Linked DNA regions of Homo sapiens: region 2 is linked to region 1. The links are chromatin contacts, found by Hi-C or POLR2A ChIA-PET in ENCODE. All regions are on one chromosome and are shown on one strand. The core of a region is the stretch at or near the end of the contact, and the rest is flanking DNA. Distances in the headings are between cores, read along the strand shown. Region 1 holds the start of COQ3 (coenzyme Q3, methyltransferase). Region 2 overlaps USP45 (ubiquitin specific peptidase 45).

Evidence for each region. Hi-C counts contacts between places; a loop is a spot of excess contacts on that map. ChIA-PET counts read pairs that join two places held with the same protein, here RNA polymerase II (POLR2A). Pooled maps may share reads with other maps.
Region 2: a pooled map shows a loop between it and region 1 (2.8-fold over the local background). The contact joins the enhancer-like site here to the promoter of COQ3 in region 1. A Hi-C loop is called at or near these places in 2 of 50 pooled maps. POLR2A ChIA-PET finds 5 or more read pairs at or near these places in 6 of 52 experiments (AG04450, H1, OCI-LY7 and 2 more).

What each region holds. Positions count from the first base shown.
Region 1 is chr6:99,389,631-99,395,615 of GRCh38, forward strand. COQ3 (coenzyme Q3, methyltransferase) reads right to left here and starts at 4,565. Exons shown (of 7, transcript NM_017421.4): 1 at 4,444-4,565. The coding sequence starts at 4,549. RefSeq lists an enhancer at 3,821-4,460.
Region 2 is chr6:99,481,385-99,487,881 of GRCh38, forward strand. USP45 (ubiquitin specific peptidase 45) reads right to left here. Exons shown (of 18, transcript NM_001346022.3): 8 at 1,369-1,499. Among named protein-coding and RNA genes, the nearest start is that of USP45, 31 kb to the right of the region's middle. RefSeq lists a silencer at 3,801-3,940. Within about 2 kb of position 3,552, at least 3 of the 41 ENCODE cell types and tissues checked have a DNase peak (open chromatin) inside an H3K27ac peak, as active enhancers do; they include OCI-LY7, where a contact is called at or near this core.

The sequences.
Region 1 (5,985 bases), core at 3,315-5,814:
AAGTATCAGTTTCTCTCATTTTATATAAAATGTAGCACAATACACTCATTCTGAATGTTTCTCTTCACCTACCAACATATCTTGGAAATTATTTCATATTTTTTAAAAGGCTGTGTGATAATTCATTGTATGGCTATATTATTTATTTAAGCAGTTCCCTAATAATGAGCATTTGGGTAATTATCAAAACTATGAGATTAGGGCCGGGTGTGGTGGCTCATGCCTATAATCCCAGCGGTTTGGGAGGCTGAGGTGGGCGGATCACTTGAGGTCAGGAGTTTGAGACCAGGCTGGCCAACATGGCATTAGCCCGTCTCTACTAAAAATACAAAAATTAGCCAGGCGTGGTGGGGTGCGCCTGTAGTCCCAGTTACTTGGGAGGCTGGGGCACAAGAATCACTTGAACCCGGGAGGTGGAGATTGCAGTGGGCAAGATCACGCCACCGCACTCCAGCCTGGGCGAAAGAGTGAGACTCCGTCTCAAAACGACAACAACTAGAGATTAAATTACATAGGTTATTTCATTTCATATGTGTTTCAGAGTCCCTGTAGGTAAAATCTCAAGAATGATGTCAAAGGGTACGTGCATTTGTAAATCTGTAATTGCCACTAAATAGATGTTGAACCAATTTACTATCCTATCGGTAATCTATGAGAGTGTCTCTTGTTGGTTTTCCCACACTGTCACCCATACAATGTTAAACTTTTTTTTTTTTTTTTTGAGACGGAGTCTTGCTCTGTCGCCCAGGCTGGAGTGCAGTGGCGAGATCTCAGCTCACTACAAGTTCTGCCTCCCGGGTTCACGCCATTCTCCTGCCTCAGCCTCCCGAGTAGCTGGGACTACAGGTGCCCGCCACCACGCCTGGCTAATTTTTTGGATTTTTAGTAGAGACGGGTTTCACCGTGTTAGCCAGGATGGTCTTGATCTCCTGACCTCATGATCCACCCGCCTCGGCCTCCCAAAGTGCTGGGACTACAGGCGTGAGCCACGCGCCCAGTCTTTGTTAAACATTTTTATGTTTGCTAATCAAATACATGAAAATGGTATCTTAGTGTAGTTTTAATTGTTTGTTTTTGTTTTTGAGACAGGGTCTCACTGTGTCACCCGGGCTGGACTGCAGTGGAACAATCTCCACTCACTACAACCTCCACCAAGGTCACCCAAGCGATCCTCCCACCTCAGCCCCTCGAGTAGCTGGCACTATAAACATGGGCCCCGTGCCCAGTTAATGTAGTTTCAATTTATCATGAATGAGGTTAAGCATCCTTTCTTATGTTTAGTGGTCATTTATATTTCACATCTTGTCTTTTTGTAGTCTCTGCATACTTTTCTCCTGAGCTTATGTTTATTTGGTTTTATTTTTTAATCAGCCCTTCACAGTCCATCCCAAACCCATTACAATGTTCTTTTTTAATAAAGTTCATGTGTCTAGGCTTTTGCTCATTTTATTTATTTATTTATTTATTTATTTATTTATTTATTTATGAGACAGGGTCTCGTTGTGTTGCCCAGGCTGGAGTGCAGTGGTGGGTTCACGGCTCACTGTAGCCTCTACCTCCTGGGCTCAAGTAATCCTCCTACCTTAGCCTATCCAGTAGCGAGGTCCACAGAAGCACACCACCATGCCTGGCTAAATTTTGTATTTTTTTTTTTGTAGAGACAGGGTTTTGCTATGTTGCCCAGGCTGGTTTCAAACTCCTGAGCTCAAGCGATCCACCTGCCTCGACCTCCCAAAGTGCCGGGATTAAAGGTGCTCGGCCAGGCTTTTGTTCATTTTATTTCCCTTTCCACCAACTCTATCTGGACTACCTTTTAAGACCCAGTTCAAATATCACCTCCTGTATGACTTTAGGTAGATACATGAGATATTATTAAAGAATAAAGTTTAACTATGTAAACCATGATACATCGATAACGACATATAAGGTATTACTATTATGAAACTAAGCCTTAGAAATTTTAACAATATCTGCTTTTACGGACAGACAACCCTTGATCTCTCTCTTACCTCCTCTATTTCTGGAAAATGAATCCCTAAGTCATCAGTATTGCTACAATTCTCAAGAGGTTTAAAAATCATCTTAGGCCAGACGCAGTGGCTCAATGCCTGTAATCCCATCACTTTGGGAGACCAAGGTGGGCGGCCTGCTTGAGCCCAGGAGTTCAAGACCAGCCTGGACAATGTGGTGAAACCCCTTCTCTACTAAAAATATAAAAATTAGCCATGCATTGTGGTGCCTGCCTGTAGTCCCAGCTACTTGGGAGGCTGAGGTGGGAGGACCAATTGAGCCAGGGAGGCCAAGGCTGCCGTGAACTGTGGTCATGCCACTGCACTCTAACCTGGGATACAGAGCAAGACCTTTTCTCAAAAAAAAAAATTAATTAATCTAAAAAGTAAAAATAAAAACCACTCTACCACCTTACCACAACGGAAAGAGAGTAATTGAGTTTGTATTTAAACAGAATGCTACCAATTCCTTCTCTACCTTGAATCTGTGATCATCCTGGTATTTGAAATTTTAAAGGAATGGGAAAAGGTTTTTTTCATTTTATTTATTGAAAAGTCATTTATTCAGCACCTACCAGGCACCATGCTGATGGTGAATAAAACAGGTGACAGACTTTTACCCTACCAATACTTTATTTCCAGCAATGATAATTTACTGTCTGGATTGCTCTAAGGTCTTCCTGGGCCTAGACTTGCCTGACTCCATCCCACATTCTATGTAGACAGCTGCCAAGTGTTATTTCTTAAACATAAATCTGTTCATGTTGCTTCTTCAGTGATTTCCACTGTCCGCGGGATAGTCTACCTCAGGAGGTGTAAATGGCCTTTCATGAATGTGTCATGGCCAAAAAGGCCTCTTCCTCATCCCTTGCCACCCCCTGCCTTTACCTTCTGCCCTCCACCTACACACTTTACTTTTCAAGGAACCTTGCAGTTTCTCACAAACTTTCTCACAGATTCTCGAGCTGGTCCTTTCCCCTCTCCAACTGCTTTTTTTTTTTTTTGAGACAGAGTCTCACTCTGTTGCTCAGGCTGGAGTGCAATGGTGTGATCTTGGCTTACTGCAACCTCTGCCTCCCAGGTTCAAGCGATTCTCCTGCCTCAGCCTCCCGAGTAGCTGGGATTACAGGCGCCTGCCGCCACGCCCAGCTAATTTTGTATTTTTAGTAGATAGGGTTTCACCATGTTGGCCAGGCTGGTCTCGAACACTTGACCTCAAGTGAGCTGCCTGTCTCGACCAACTGCTTCTAAAACTGGCCACCTCCTTCAAGATTTCTCTAAATATCCCATTCAAGAAGTTTCCTTGATCCCAAATATGGATTAAATGCTCCTTCTATGTTCACCCCTCAAAAATTGGAACTAGGTTTATTATATCTTTTCTAAATTTTTGATTATAAAAGACACATGTTTACTAAAAAAAGTTCAGAAAAAGAAAAGTATATAAAGGATAAAATGATAGAAAATCACCTACTCTACCACAGGCAATCACTGCAAAATTTCTCTATATATCTCCACCTGTAACTCCAAGTTCACTATACATACTGATTTGTAACTTTTTTTTTTTTTTGGCTCCTTCCAGGAAACAATGAAACTTTACTTTCTTAACACTATATCTTACTACTTTTCCATGTGGGTACAAATAGATTTAAATCATTTTTATTGGCTGTACTATTTTTCACTGTATGATAGTACCAACTAATAACCTTTATTAATGGGCGGTTAGATTCCCCATTTTTTTGTTCATTATATCCTGATCTTAGGTTTATCCTAACATTTTTAAAGAGATCCTTGCGGTGTCATTCATTTTTAAATTCCCAGTGCTCATACCAGTGTCTGGCATACAGTATTTGTTAAGAGTTCCATGTGAAAGATGAGCTTAAGTTTCTACTTAATACTGAGAGTTCGAAAATCAGACTGCTGTCTACAAGCACTGAGCAGTGCATTATTTTCTTGATCTCATTTGCAAATGCAGTCTGTTGGATTAACCTATTAATCAAAAAGTAATACAGCTGCCTTAAATTCTTTCTGAAAAAAACAGCAAGCTTTGTGCAAACAAAACACAGATACAAAGCTATGCATAACTACGAGGCGTGAGTTATTCCTGCCCCGGCAAAGGAAAGATGCATGACCTTCAGACTGCAGCACACGCAGAGCGGGTCGCCGGCTCCTGGGGCAAGGAGCTCAGCCACAAGAGACCCGCGGCCTGCGCTTTTCCAGACAGGACCACTGGTCCTGAGCTCTTTTCCCCGGCGTCCGCCAACGGGACTATGCGAGGTTTACAATGGAGAGAGATGGGGCCAGGACCAAGCCTTAGGTTTCGCGCTGACCCCTCGCGAGGTCCAGAGACAACCCACCGCCCCACCCCCGGCGCATGCGCAGAGACGCCAGCGCTCGCAATTGACTGCATGCGAAGGACCTCCGCACACACACTCACCCGCCGAGGAAATTAAGGGACGCGCAGCTTTTGTATTACAGCCTCCAGGCCCCAGCACTCTTAAAAACCAACCCCCGGAGGAGCCCAGCTTACGGCCACTCCACATCGCGACAAACGATCCCACCTCTTTTCCGGTCCCTCCCGAAAAAAGATCCCCAACATAAAGGTTCCGAGATCACTTTCGCCGTCTGCAGCCGACTTTTTTTTTTTTTTTTTTTTTTAGCAGAGTCTGTTCTGTTGCCCAGGCTGGAGTACAGTCCCCATCTCGGATTCTGGGATCACTGCAATCTCCGCCGCCCGGGTTCAAGCGATTCTCCATGTTGGCTGGTCTCGAACTCCTGACCTCAGGTTATCCGCCCGCCTTGGCCTCCCAAAGGGCTGGGATTACAGGCGTGAGCCACCGCGCCCGGCCTGCAGCCGACTTTCATGATTGTATTGTTGAGTGTTATGTATGTATGGCTATACTTTCACGCTCATTTAGCAAATTGCACATGGAATTAAACTGCAAGATGTTTTTACTATCATAAACAACTTTGAAGATACTTTATTGCTATAGGACACCTCAAACCTCATGTTCGAAGTTGACCTCAATCAGGCCATTACTTCGTGCTGTGTCTTCTTTTATTGCCATGTAGCTCTATTTCACACTTAACAGATGTCTCTTCAAGGACTTTTATATTCCTGTAAGACATTGACCCTACTGCTAAGAATGCAAGAGTATGGGAGCACTTCTTCCTCAAGGGAAGAATTGTTTCCCCTTTCAAGGCACTCAAATATCAGATGGCCAGAAGGCCAAATGTAAAACTTATTTTCTGCAAATGACTATTATCTTGTACAGGGTATATACATCATGTAGTAGGAGGCTTCTGTGGCTCAGTCTAGGCAAACTTCATTTAGAGCTAGGAACAGTGATCAGTAACATTTTACGTCTAAATGCACAAAGTCTTTCTTTGGGTAAGAACAATGACGAATCTCCAACATTGAAGACAAAAAATTATTCTGTATTTTCAACAGGTAGGGTCAAATTGGTAAAGGGTTCTTTCAGTTAGCGAAATTTACCGCTCAGGAATCTTTTTTTTTCTTTTTTTTTTGAGACAGCCTCACTCGGTTGCTCAGGCTGGAGTGCAGTGGTAGGATCTCAGCTCATTGCAACCTCCGTCCCCCAGGCTCGGGTGATTCTTCGTGCCTCAGCCTCGTAAGTAGCTGGGATTACAGGTGTATGCTGCCATTCCCGGCTTAATTTTTGTATTTTCAGTCAGGGTTTCACCATGTTGGCCAGGCTGGTCTCAAGCTCCTGACCTCAGGTGATCTGCCTGCCTCAGCCTCCCAAAGTGCTGGGATTACAGGTGGGAGCCACCTCACCCAGACAGCAATAGTCTTTCATTCATGGTTCTTAGCTAAAATATTGACCTCCTCCTAAGGGTGGTCGCACTTTTCAGTTGCTATGTCCTCTTCAGAGCTCCTCTACCCTTAGATACATGATCCTCTCTCCACATGAAGGCAGAAAGCTCTGCACAAAAGAAAATGTAGCACGTCTTGTAT
Region 2 (6,497 bases), core at 2,302-4,801, 91 kb after region 1:
TTAATAGTAATTTTTAAAATGTTAATAAACCTTTATAACCAGGAAGAAAACTATACAAAACAAGTTATTTCTGGCAAAGTCAGAAACAAATTTCTAAAGCATACAATGACCTAGTAACTTTTTTTGTTTTAATTTCAACTTTTATTTTAGATTCAAGGGGTACATGTGCAGGTTTGTTATCTGGGTATATTGTGTGATGCAAAGGTCCGGAGTACGAATGATCCCGTCACTCAGGTACTAAGCATAGTACCGAATAGTTAGTTTTTCAACCCTTCCTCCCTCAATCTCTCCCACCTCTAGTAATCCCCACTCTCTACTGTTGCCATCTTTATGTCCATGAGTACCCAATGTTTAGCTTCCACTTATGAGAACATGTGGTATCTGGTTTTCTGTTCCTGCATTAATTCACTTAGAATAATGGCCTCCAGCTGCATCCATGTTGTCGCAAAGAATATGATTTCATTCTTTATTATGGCTGTGCTAAAAACTTTTTAACTCTGTGAGACACTCATGCCTCTGAGAATTTTGCAGGTTTTTTTGGTCCTCAGGCTTTGAAGAAACATCATTTGCCAACCAAATGAAACATACACTAAGCCCTCTATTTTGGACTATATTTAAAATATCATGGCATTCATTACTAGTTTTAATTAAAATGAGATTTTAAAGTCTATAGATATACAAAAACACAAGCTCATATTCAAATAATTTTCCTTCTACATATTTTAGTAATTGTGGACTGGACTAGCTTGTGAGTTCCATGAGGACAGGGTGCATTTGTGACGCAATATATGTTGTGTACCCCTGAATTGTAGCAAGTACCTCATAAAAAGCAAGCTCTCAATTTTTTATATAAATGAATACATGAATGCATTAAAGTCAAGTCAGATCCTTTATGTGTTTATTTCCAGGCACATAAGGATTTGGTTTTTAAACATACTGTAATACCTTGAGAAATTCACTTAAACTCTATTTGCCTCACAGCTCATCTTTTAAAATAAGAAAGCTAGATTAGATGTTATCTTACGGTACTTTCTAGATTTTACAACTCTATGGTTTTCTCACTTTATGGTATTACAACATAGGCATCCAAGTCAGGACAGATCTCCATTTGATTCTCAGCTTTTCACTCAGACTAGGTGAGCCATTTAATTTCTGTGTCTCCATTTCCTTATATATGAGGATAAGCTGCTTCTTCTGAGGACTGAGATATAATTTTCATAAAGCATAGAGCTGTAACAAATTTTAGTTCTCTTCATAGTCAGGGCAATAAGAGCAAAGTTACAGTAAAAACGACTATTCATGTTAAATGATGAATACATTAGTATTTTGTAACTCATAATTATTTATATTAAATGTAGATGCACCCACTTCTGACAAAGCTGATTAAAAAGAACTTTAGGAGAAAGTGGTCCTTTTTCAGTCTCCTTCATGCTGTGAAGAAACAGGAACAAGGCTGAGGTCAGTGGTCCAGGCCTTGAAAGTTCCACCACCAATGGGTCCTTTAAAAACATGATCAACTCTATGTCAGAAATGTACAATTTAAAAATAACATATTAAAAATCTGTGAGTTACACTCTGCTTAAATAACACCAACTAAATTGCCTCAATTGTATTAAGAAACTTTATTATTTCATAAATAAAATATATAAAAATGGAAAACAGAATACCTGCCTTGAAAAACACAGGTATTTTCATATCCTCTGCCCTTTGCTTAATAAAACTATTAGATCAAATGATATCACCAATCTTTAGTTGCTTGTCACTGTCCTTTAATGCACTCTCCTATAAATAAAATCACTAATCTACTTAATGTTTGTACCACTCCACGAATAATCATACATTATTTGCTAGTAAATAATGTATGATTATTTGTGTATAATGTAGGATTATACACCTTTCTTTTCCCCAAATATTTTACTAGTAAAGTAATAATGTGGAATCATGTAACAAAATCAGCATAACATCTCCCTCTTTTAAAGGGGAGAGACATAAAGCTTGACAAAAGCAGCTAACATTGGGTGAAGGATTAACCCATTTAATTCTAGAATTTTTTTCCCCTCGAAATCTGGTTTCTAAAGTACTATCCCCACCAATAACACTTTCTCCTAAAGGACAAGGAATAGAAAGCAGATCCCAAATATAAACTTGGGACATTAAAGAATGTTATCTTCCGGCCGGGCGCGGTGGCTCACGCCTGTAATCCCAGCACTTTGGGAGGCCGAGGCGGGTGGATCATGAGGTCAGGAGATCGAGACCATCCTGGCTAACAAGGTGAAACCCTGTCTCTACTAAAAATACAAAAAATTAGCCAGGCGCGGTGGCGGGCGCCTGTAGTCCCAGCTACTCGGGAGGCTGAGGCAGGAGAATGGCGTGAACCCGGGAAGTGGAGCTTGCAGTGAGCCGAGATTGCGCCACTGCAGTCCGCAGTCCGGCCTGGGCGACAGAGCGAGACTCCGTCTCAAAAAAAAAAAAAAAAAAAGAATGTTATCTTCCAAGATAACTATTGAATATATTGTCCTATTCCTATATTCATGAAATAACTGTTACATATGTATTTTATAACAACTATCCTTAAAAATCCACTATAATCACAGAAAGGACAGGCTATAATTTTCCATAGTTTTTTTTTTTTTTTTTTTTTAAAGAGACAGGGTTGCCCAGGCTGGTCTTGAACTCCTAAGGCTCAAGCAATCCTCCCGCCTCAGCCTCCCAAGTAGCTGGGATCGCAGGCATGAGCCACCACACCCAGTCAAAATTACAGAGGACTCAAGACAGACTTTTGTGTTTTTTCTTTTTTTTTTTTTAGACGAAGTCTCACTCTGTCACCCAGGCTGGAGTGCAGTGGTGCGGTCAGCTCACTGTAACTTCAAACTCTTGGACCCAAGTGATCCTCCTGCTTCCACCTCCTGAGCAGCTGGGACTACAGATGAATGCCAGCATATCCAGTTGATTTTTAAAATTTTTGTAGAGACGGGGGTAGAGGGGGGGTCTCACTTTGTTGCCCAGGCTGGTCTTAAACTCCTGGCTTCAAGTGATCCTCCCACTCCGGCCTCCCAAAGTGCTAGGGGATTACAGGAATGAGCCATGGTGCTCGGCCTTCCATAGCTTTTGAATGTCAAAAGTGCTTTTCTGGGCTGGATGCCATGACTCACATCTGTAACCTCCACACTTTGGGAGGCCAAGGTGGAAGGATCACTTGAGCCCAGAGTGGAAGGCCCGCTTGGGCAACATAGGGAGACTCCGTCTCTGCAAAAAAAATTTAAAAATTAGCCAAGTGTAGTGGCACGTGCCTGCAGTCCGAGCTACTCAGGAGGCTGAAGTGGGAGGATCCCTTAAGCCCAGGCTGCAATGAGCCATGATGGCACCACTGCACCCCAGTGTGAGTGACAGAATGAGACTGTCTCCAAAAAAAAAAAAAAAAGTGTTTTCTCTTCTGCTGTAAACTTAAAACTGCTCTAAAAAATAAAGTCTATTTTTTTTTAAAGTGTTTTCTGCCATGTTAACTGAAAGTTACCTCAAGGGTCAAAAGTAAAATCTAAGGTAATTTTAAACTTCAAGTACCAAGTTGCACTTCCCTTTTCTCAATGAAAATATTTTTTAGACAGAATAAAAAACCTTCAGAATGAGATGAGGAAATAACCTTAGTTTTAAAAAGTACATTTAGACCTGGCGCAGTGGCTCACGCCTGTAATCCTAGCATTTTGGGAGGCCGAGGCAGGTGGATCACTTGAGGTCAGGAGTTTGAGACCAGCCTGGCTAACATGGCAAAACCCTGTCTCCACTAAAAATACAAAAAAAAAAAAAAAAAAAATTAGCTGGGTGTGGTGGCACGCATCTACAGTCCCAGCTATTCAGGAAGCTGAGGCAAGAGAACTGCTTGAACCTACGAGGCAGAGGTTGCAGTGAGCCGAGATCGTGCCACTGCATTCCAGACTGGGTGACAGAGCAAGACTCCATCTCAAAAAATAAATAAAATAAAAATAAAAAATACACTTAAACTTTGAAAACAAAAGTTTGCTGAAAACGCAAGAAGGATGAATTTCACACATAATGTTGACAGAAAGAAGCCAAATGCAAAATAATGTATATAGTAAGATTCCATTTATATGCAGTATTAAAACAGGCAAAACTAATCTATCCTGTTAGAAACCAGGTTAGTGGTTACTCATGTGGGTTAGGGAAGTAGTGAATGTGGGGGGGAGTTGAAGGGGCCTTCCAGATGCTGGTAATGTTACTTGAGCAAGGTGTTAGTTACACAAGTGTGTTAGCTGTGAAAATTCATCAAGTTATACACTCATAATATACATTTTAAAGAATATTTTCATTAAATAAAAAGTTTTCCACACACACTGTTGATATGCGCATAAATATTAAATTGAATCCAGCAGCATATAAGCATATCATAACTGGGGTTTGTAACAAGAATACAGGATAGGTTTAACACTTGAAAAAGGAATCAGTGTAATTCACCACATTAACAGAATAAAGAAGAAAAACCATATGATCATCTCAATAGATGTGGGAAAAGCATTTGACAAAATTCAACATCCATTCCGATAAAACTTTCAGAAAACTAGCAATAGAAAGGAATGTCCTCAAGCTTACAAAGAACACCTCTGAAAATCGTACCTTCGTATGTAATAATGGGAGAAGGCTGAATGTTTGTTCCCCTAATTTTGGGATTAAGGCAAGGCTGACTGCTCCCATCATCTCTATTCAACATGTTACTGGAGCTCTGAGCCAGCACAATAAGGTAAAAAAATAAAAATAAAAAAATAAACGGTATATAGACAAAAGACAAAGATAAACTGGTGATTCAAAGGGCAGTAACCAACTCAAAGAACAGTGCCACAGCTCAGGTCAACTTTATGCCCTAAAAACCTAAGATATAAGATTCAAAATTACCCTGTTAGAATGATACAAACCTAAAGTTATTAACTACAGTATCTAATTGCCATATAGTAATCCTGAAACACAGCTCTGCATGTCAAATATTTAAACTCAACATCCAATCGCATTTAACAGGAAATCACATTTAACAGGTCTTTTTAAATGACTAGGCAATAACTTCCCTTTAGTAGTTTTAAGGATCTCACTACACTTTATTTAGAATAGGGCATTGGAATCTATCATTAAATTTTTAAGGGGCTGAACAAATGTTTACAGGCTGCTTTTCGACTATATATACATATATATATGGTAAACATTTACATGTAAATATATATATAAAAAGGAGGTTATTATATATATATAACAGTATGTTATATATATAATAATACTGTCTTTCAAAGATATATATATAAAACAATACTGTCTTTCAAAAGTGCCTACTGGGAAAAACAATCTAAGATTACTAAGCATGTTTAGAGGGCTAAGCATTTTTAGAACTCTTTAATTGTTTTCAAAAGTCAGATCATGAGCTATACATATACTCTGACTTACACACTTACACACACACACAAACACACACACACAGGCTGATCAATTTCTCACTAAAATTATCCTTACTAGTATCAACACCTCCCAGCCAAAGTCCATCAGAAACACACCTATCGTTGAACTAGGTGGGTTTATTACTTGTGGCAGTGAGGGAGATCACGCAGCATGGGGAACCACAGGGTGTCCTAGTAAGAGAGTGCTGTAAAGAACCTACCCAGGATTTAGGCTCTGGTTGAATAACCTGAAGGTGGGTTTCAGGAAGCAGAGGTTTACTCTAGAGTGAATGCCCTCAGAAAGCGAGGCTAATTCTATCATGGGACATCTCAATAAATCTTACATATTGTGGCAGTTGGTGGGGGAGACTAAAATGAGGATAAATCTCTAACTAGTAAAGTAGCATTCCTTCATTTCTCATTTTGGCTGAAGGAGGGTGTTTCAGATTTTCTAAATGGCAAAGTGATCTTGTTTTAGACAAAATCATGAAGTGGACTTGCTTTGTCTTATTTCATCGTAGTCTCAGAGAAACCTACTATCAGATTGTTATTCTGTGGGATTATCTGAATAACATGGCCTAACTGTTGGTGCCAGGCCAGCTTCTGAATATCAGGGGCTGCTCTTTTTTTCATCTTTCTCACTAGCTTAAAAATCTATCATCAGGCTAGGCTTCAAAAAACCTTTAGATGTGGCCGGGCGTGGTGGCTCACGCCTGTAATCCCAGCACTTTGGGAGGCCGAGGCGGGTGGATCACGAGGTCAGGAGATCAAGACCATCCTGGCTAACATGGTGAAACCCCGTCTCTACTAAAAATACAAAAAAAAAAAAAAAAAAAAAAAGTTAGCCGGGCGCCTATAGTCCCAGCTACTCAGGAGGCTGAGGTAGGAGAATGGCATAAACCCGGGAGGCGGAGCTTGCAGTGAGCTGAGATCGCGCCACTGCACTCCAGCCTGCACTCCAGCGACAGAGCGAGACCCCGTCTCAAAAAAAAAACCTTTAGATGCTCACTATTAAAATTTCATCTTTCTTTAAAGAACAAAAATGCTAAATTTAAACAAATGTCA